2 separate regions of the Mus musculus genome follow, and region 1 is linked to region 2. A link is a loop called in an ENCODE intact Hi-C map of the cell type or tissue named here. Cell type or tissue: gastrocnemius. All regions are shown on one strand.

Evidence for each region. Hi-C counts contacts between places; a loop is a spot of excess contacts. Peaks named below come from ENCODE experiments on the same cell type or tissue, not always from the same donor. Only the 100,000 strongest peaks of a DNase experiment are listed, where the experiment ranks them.
Region 1: a loop joins it to region 2, with 2.5 times the contacts of the local background. A loop is called at or near these places in 2 of 42 quality-filtered maps.

The regions. Positions count from the first base shown.
Region 1 is chr14:18,375,807-18,379,806 of GRCm38, forward strand. No RefSeq gene overlaps it. Among named protein-coding and RNA genes, the nearest start is that of Ube2e1, 46 kb to the left of the region's middle. In gastrocnemius, a CTCF peak has its summit at 2,335; DNase peaks (open chromatin) are centred at 627 and 2,310; H3K27ac peaks cover 1,269 bases.
Region 2 is chr14:18,462,093-18,466,092 of GRCm38, forward strand. Gm32587 (a long non-coding RNA gene) reads left to right here and starts at 1,518. Exons shown (of 3, transcript XR_874230.2): 1 at 1,518-1,735. In gastrocnemius, no CTCF peak of the experiment used is centred here; DNase peaks (open chromatin) are centred at 1,585 and 2,274; H3K27ac peaks cover 826 bases.

The DNA.
Region 1 (4,000 bases), 86 kb before region 2:
AGCCAGCTTCTGAAAGGCTTAGGCCCAGGGTATGGGTGCTCACTTGGCAAGAAGTACACAGAAGTGCATGTGTACGTCACTAGCACTAGTGCATGCCTTTGGGGAAAAATAGCAACCTCAGGAGGCTCTGGAGGAATCTGAATCTGACAACGGACAGTGAAAACTGCTGATATCACATGCTTCGGACTGTCTCAGGGGCAGGGGGACAGGGATGAGGTAGAAGAAAGAATTGTATTTATTGACACAGCAGGGGGAGACTGCAAGAAAAGGAAGGACCCCCCCTGCCCCCCCCCCCCCCCACAGACCTTTTTAAATTGGCTTTGGGTAGGAGGGAAGTGTCCTTAGGTGAGTCCCTTTGCCATTATAGAGAGAAAGTTGACACCCTACAGATTCACTAGGACTAGAGTATGTGTGCCCAGATGGTAGATCACAGAGGGTTAACTAAGGTCTTGGACCCCTCTATTCCAGTTCCCTTTGCCCTTCGCATCCCACACCCAAGTTTGTACAAACATGAAGTTATGAAACAGCTTGGCCACAAGCCACAGCTTCAGGGTGCCAGGTGAGAAACCACGGAGCAAGTGTGCAGGGTAGTCTGGGTCAGTGTTAAGGATGCCTGCTGGCTTTACACACATGCCAAGTGGACACAGTGTGTCCTAATGCCACTGCAACAGGGTGTCCAGCTGAGAAGCCAATGGCTGACATCTAGGTTTAAGCTGAGCTCACTCAGCAGTCTGTCTTCTGAGTGGAGCTGATCTTTCAAGAGCCGAGCAGGCCAAAGGAGTCATTTTCTTGCCAAGCAGTAGTCAGGCCACAATTCATCTCCTTGGAGCAGTCCTAGTTCCAACTCACAAATGTTTCCTTGGGTCTAGCTATGGCATCCAGCATCTGCCATTGTTATGGTTGGTTTTCATGTCAATTTGCTACAAATTAGCACCTCCTAAGTAGGGACCCTCATCTGAAGCATTGTCCCGATTGCCTTGATTGATGGGGAAAGCCCACCCCAATTGCAGGCCCAGACAACATGTCTATGTCAGAGGGAAGTTGTCTCACCTTCACTTGGTCTTCCTTCTTGCTGCTGAGTTGACTTGCCAATTCTTTCACTGGCAGGACCAGTATTTCCAAGCTTTCATTGTGGAACAGAGAGCAGTGGCTCTCTAGGAACTTTCTGGTCTCCCAGTGCCAGATTGTGAATGCTGAGGTCCCCTGACTTGTGTACTGAGTGACCACTGGTTATAGTCCTCTAGTAAGAGACAGCTATTCTGGGTCTACTCTGGCTGTTGAAGGTATGTGTGTGTGTGTGTGTGTGTGTGTGTGTGTGTGTGTATGTGTGTGTATGTGTGTGTATGTGTGTGTGTATGTGTGGTGTGTGTGTATGTGTGTGTGCATATGTGTGAGTGTATGTGTGAGTGTCTGTCTGTGTATGTGTGTTAGTGTTTATATCTCTGGGTGTGTATATGTGTGTCTCTGTATGTGTGTCTGTATATGTCTGTATATGTGTTTGTGAGTGTGTTTGTGCCTGTGTGTGAGTGTATGTGTGTGTCTGTATATGTGTGTGTGAGTATTTGTGTCTCTCATATACATGTATGTACCTCTGTGTGTGTTTGTATATGTATGTATATGTGTATGGGAATGTGTGTTTTCATCTTCTTGGTTCTGTTTATTTTAGCTCAGTGGTTCTCAACTTTTCTAATGCTATGGCCTTTTAATACAGTTCTTTATATCATGGTTACCCCCCACCATAAAGTTTTTTTTATGGCTATTTCATAACTGTAATTTTGCTCTGAGCAGTGTCTCAGTTCCTAAGACCATTGGCAATAATGTGTTTTTTGATGGTTGTGACCCACAGCTTGAGAACCACTCTTCTAGAGACTCCTGACTGAATCAGCTCCTTTCTTCTGAAATTGAGGGTTTTGGGGACAGACAAGATAAATGCCTCACCATCCTCTATGGGGCCATTAGCAACCTGTTTTGCATTTTTAAACAGTAAATTCTAGAACCTCACTGATATTCCAATTCCTGTTACTTGTTTTAAAGCAGATTTCCAATTAATGGCTTGATTGGTACTTCCTGACTTTGGCCTGGGACAGTAAGAGCGATGTGATCTTCATAGAGCTGCTGGGGCTAAGCCGTGTGGAAGCACCTCCAAGGGGAGTTAGTCCTCTGTCTGCCTTTGCTGTTCTTTGCTTTTTGAGACAGGTCACACTCTGCACCCCAGGCTGGCCTCTAACTTGCAGTACTAAGATTAGGGGTGTGACCCCCACAGCTGCTCATCAGTTCAGTCTTCCTCGCCAGGAGGCAGGGAACTGACTTGAGTGGGACTGAGCAATGCCTGTGAGTGCCACTGGGTGCCACTAGTGGAGTGTGCTGGGGTCTAATTATTTTGAGTATTTTTGACTGTAATTTTGACTCTAAGCAGACACACACACGGGGGCGGGGAGGGAGAGACAGAGCGGGGGGCAAGGAGTAGAGAAAGAGTTATTATCGAAGGATAAAAGATAGGCGTACATATGAGGGCACTAAGGGACAGAGGCTCTCACTCACACGTTGGGAAGAGAAGTGTGCACAGCCCTGGCAGGTCTGGTCCGGGGCTCACTCTTGCTTGATTGGTGGTTGTGGACTTCCTGATTTTGGTACCAGCTGACCTCCAGTTAGCTAGCACAAAGCTTTTAAAGAGGAGCCACCTGAGAGAAGAACCAGAATTGTATTACTATTATTCTGGTTTTAGGGTGGGAGGTAAGGTCCTAGATGAGCCTGGACCTCAGTATGTAGCTCAGACAGGCCTTAAACTCAACACACTAAGTCCTGGGATTACAGTGCGAGGAACTGAAGCTTTAAACAGGAAAAAAAATGTAGCTGGGCATTTTATCCTGGAATAAAAAGACACAGAATTTTGAACATAATCTTCTAACAAGATTTAGAATATAAATCAGGTATGGCAGCATGTGCCTTAAATCCCAGTACTCAGAAAGCAGAGGCAGGTGAATTTCTGAGTTCAAGTCTAGTTCCAGGCTAGCTAGTAATATGCGTAGTGAGACATTATTTCAAAAGAACAAAACAGAAAAATAGATAATAATCTTAGCTATAGGTTAATTTGAAGAACAAAGAATGGGAAACATTTTGTCCTGTTTTCTATTAAAGTTGTATCTTATCCATCAGGCACAATGGCATATGCCTACAGATGAGGGCTACTTTAAGGCACTGCAGAAGGAGAATCAGGGGTTCTAAGCCAGTCTGGACATAGCCTTCACTTTGCCTTTGACCTTATTTCTTTCTCACTTTTGACTTTCATTTCATGTATTAAAAAGTCATTCCTCCTCACAAATACTTGAGGGCCTTATCAAAATGGAAAGGCTGTTTCTGGCTTCTGCCTACAAAGTTTGCTTTTGTCATTGTTGCTGTTAGGTTTGTTTTTTATATTTTCTATAGGTGGCCTCTGTCTAAGGTCAGTGAAGGAATGTGGCAGCCACAGCCACAGCTACACAGCAGTAGCACAGATATACTCACCCATAAGAGGCTCGAGCAAGCAGACAAAAAGAAAAGGTTTCATATATATATATATATATATATATATATATATACACACATATATAGTACATATATATGTGTGTGTGTGTGTGTTTGTAGTATATATATATATATATATATATATATATATATATATATATAGACTACAACTGGAAGGTGCAGCCACATTTGGGGTGAATCTTCCTGCTTCAATAAATCTGGTCAAGAAAGTCTTTACAAGTGTGCTTGGTAACTCCTCTTTTAGCTGACACCAAATTCAGTACAAATTGGGAGACTCCTGGACCCTTGTGACTAAAGGTGATGAGAAATGAGGCATTTACATGGGCTCAGGAGTTTTCCCAAAAAGGTTAAGAGTCACTGTATAGTGTAGGATCCTGGCTGACTGTAAGGTGGGAACAGCATATCAATGGACAGAACCCAGCATCGTATCCACAGTATTGCTGCCTCAATCTTGTCAAGGGAAACTGAGTCATAC
Region 2 (4,000 bases):
CCACACTCTTGTGATGCTGGGTAGCAGCAGCGAGCCATGGCACCCATGATCATGAGGACAGATGAGCAGATGGGCAGCTATGGAGCATGCTCAGTTGCTCAGTGCATTTCCCACTAACCAATGTTTTCAGCCTATGGCAGATATGCCAGGGTGTAATTCTATCATAAGTCAAGGAGCATCTGTACAAATCCAGATCTTAAAGCTGGGTGAGAAGAAACTTTAGGAAAGATATGAGATATTTATGATATGGGAATTGCCAACCACTGCAGCAGATCACTCAGCAGCCAGAGAGATTATTTTGATCTATGCCCCCACTGTCTGCTCGCTGTATACAACCCCATGTAAGGCTTCAGACGAGTATGCCTCAGAGTGCCACGGGCAATGCCAAGTCATGACACAGGAGCTGTGGTGAGGGCAGCCTCTAAATGGCCCTCTGGTCTTCCCCTGGTGTGACTCATGCCCTTGTGGAATTTCTTCCTCTCCTGGGTAGTGACCTGGTGGGTGACTTCTAATAGAACACAGGAAGCGATGGCCTGCCAATGTGGAGATCAGGTTATAAGAGGACTGTGCCTGTTCCTGCCCTCCCTCTCAGGGAACCTGGGAGCTGGGAAGGCAGCTTCTGTGTTGTAGGTGGTTCTACACAGCTCATGTAGCAGGAAGCTGAGCTCCAGCTAAAAGCTGCTCTGAGGTCAATGAATGAGCATGGAAAGAGGTTTTCCTGAGCTAAGCTCTGAGATAACCAGCACCCTGAGGCTTTTATGATCTAATTTCCCAAGTCACCCAGCATCACTTCCAGCACGTTCTATTGCTTAGAGTGCTCTAAGATAACCAGACTCACAAATACACTCTACTGTTCAGTAGGGCAAGTTTTAGTTACACTATGAATTATTTGAAGAATATCTCTATCTCTATCATCATAGCATAGCTCATAAAATTCCCTCAGTTACTGTTCTCGTTGTTTTGACAGAAAATGTGTATGTGTGAGTGAGTTCATGGGTATGTGTGAGTGAGTTCGTGGGTATGTGTGAGTGAGCTAATGGGTATATGTACGTGTGTGTGTGTGTGTGTGTGTGTAGGTGAGAAGTTGATACTAAATACCAGGGTCTTTTACAAGACCTACAGCTCACCAAGCAGAGTAGATAGGCTAGTCAGCAAGTTCCAGGGGTTTTCTTTCCCTGTCTCCCTAGAGTTGGGATTACAGGTGTACAGCCCTGCTTTTTGTAATCTCATCCAGCCTGAAGCAGGCTAAACCAGACCTTGACCTTGCTGCCACTAAGGAGATTACCTAGGGTGGAGCCTTCCTCCATAGATGGATGACTCTGTTGTTCAACCACTGACGCTGTTCCTCCTGCTGAGAGGTCCTTGAGCTATTCTGGAGACTACACCCTATCCTGCACGTCGGCACCTGCAGCTGGTTCCAGGCTCCAAGGATGAATTGGTGGGAATGGGCCTTCCCCCACCCCACCCCCCTTTATAAGTGCATTTGCCATTAAACATTTGAGCTTTGATCAGGAATCTTGACTCAGCTCCATTTTTCTCTCAACTGCCTAGTTCAGCCTTGGCTTGCCTCCCAGGTGTACCCTGTTTCTTGTAAGCCACAGTTCAGCTTCCAACAGTCTGGCATCCGAACGTGGGACCTGCGGAACGGCAGAAAAACGCTGAAGGAATGCTGCTTGGTATGGAGCTCCACGGGAAGAAAAAGAAAAAATCGTATCGGGTACACGGTGAGCAACAGGTAAAGTGTTGCTAGAGGTGCGGAAAGATACGGGCTAAGTTTGGAATCAGTGCTAACCCAACGCTGGTTTCCACTTAGGTTCAGCAGCAAATTATTCGGAATTAGGAACTGATCAGGCGATTGTCGCAGCTTTTAAAAGCTGCTTCAGGCGAGAGGAAAAGGGTTTAAAAAATAATGAAACAGGCAGTTGTCCACAGTCGTGAACTGCATCAGACTAGAGGAATAGGGCTTAAAATGATGGAGTAAAATATATAGAGGAAAATGGATTTTGAAACTCTTCCAGAGGCAAAGAAAAATTCGGGGGATGCCCTGCTTTTTTTCTCTCTGTCCCCTACAGTAGAAGTTCTCTGCCCTCTTTGTGTTGTCTAATGTCTAGTCTAATGTCTGGTGCACCAGTCCGTTCACGTGTCAATCCATGTGTGTTCGTGTCTAGTTGTCTGAATGACTGAATGTTCTGTGTTTCATGTTGGAAAATAAAGATGGCTAAAACTTTATCTACTGGTTCAGCAAAGCCGAGAGTGGCCACAAGCTTTTGCCAGGATCAGGCACAGCAGGGGAGCCACTGCTGGCAAAGCTGCTCTCAAAAAAAAAAAAAAAAAAAAAAAAAAAAAAGGAGTCTGCAGCCTCTTAGTTTTTGGGGATGGGAAAAGCTGATAGATGTTTTTTTTCCTGGAGGGTTCTCTGCAATCGTGATTATTGCATTTAGCTAATGACAAGGTGCTTATTGTCTTATAATTATAGCTAGAAAAATTGAAATTCTTTGATTGGTCTAAATTTATTGGACTCGTGTAGCCACTTCATTTTTTTTTTTTTTTTTTTTTTACTGGTCTTAGAGGTGTAATATGCTCTGCGTGTCTTCATCACAAGACTATTAGCTTATAAGTTATTGGGTATGATCAAATAGGTGTAACACTGGTTACTAGAAAGTTAGCTTTAGATGGGTAACTCAGGTTTGGAGTCTTTCCAACACGTGGCATAAGGCAGGCCAAGAGGCTGAGCCTCTAAGGACACTTCTAGTTGAGATAATATTTACTGTGATTATTATCCTAAAAAGTAGAATTAAAGGTAAGATCTAAAGCAATGTCTCTTTAATGAAGCATTAAAACTTTCACTGTCATGCATTCATAGGTATAAATTGGCAGCCAAATTTTGCAACGTGATAGTGAAGTTTTGATGTTTATTCTAAGGTGATAAATTGTTTTGAAATTGGGTTTTGCTTCCCCAAGATTGTAGTTATAGTCTAATATTGCAAAAGAAACTTAATAATTCTAAAATATGTCCTCACAGCAAGAGGAACAAAGCTCGGAGCAGCCTCTGCAGGGCTTGTGTGACTTTCTTTTGTTTTGCAAACGGTGCCTAAAGAAGCTCTTGAAACTTGCCTCTCCTTGTCTTCAAAAAAAAATTCCTTTTAGCTAAAAGAGCACTGTTGCAGATCTATCCAGATATTGTTCTAAATAAAGTTTAAATTCAAAGTTTATAAAAGGTCAATCAGGCTGTAGAATTTATCAGGACATTGCAATTTGACTTGCCTACATCATGTAAAGTTATTATAGATTTAAGAGTTTGTTTTTTCCTTTGCATCTGAAAAATTGTAAAGAGCTTGCTTCTAGTGAGCTTGTAATCACTGGAAAATTTTGCCTCTAGGTATGGCTTATATAGCCTTACCTCATGTAAGAAAAATTCTTAGTGTCTCTGCTTCAATACAAGAAGCTAAGAGTTTGAATCTTTCAGTGTATATTGTTTCCTAAGTGGGAAGTATTTTATTAGCTAACGCCTCTCAAGGGAAGTTTACTTTAAATCCTTGCTCTCACACAAGGAGCTTTTAAGTTCTGGGGAGTAGCTGTTGCTCCAGAAAAGATTCAGAGGCAATATCTTTTGAATACTTAGGGTTTTAGTTATACTATAAAATTGTGGTACGTTTAACTTTAATATGCCAGCAGGATCCCTGTTTTCACATTGTAAAACATCATTCTTGCCTGAAAACATCTGTTCTATATTGGCCACATGCGATCTCATTCTAGTCTTCCTGGACCTTTAGCTGAAGGCAATGATTGCATCGACAGAGCTCTAACAGTAGAAGCCTTAGTTTCAGATCCTGTTGCTTTGGCCAAATGTGATCATGAAAAATTTCATCTCTCTAGTCATACCTTAAGGCTCCAACATAAGATCACTAAGGAGCAGGCAAGAATGATTGTAAAACAATGTCCTAAATGTATTACATTATCTCCAGTGCCACATTTAGGAGTTAATCCACGAAGTCTTATG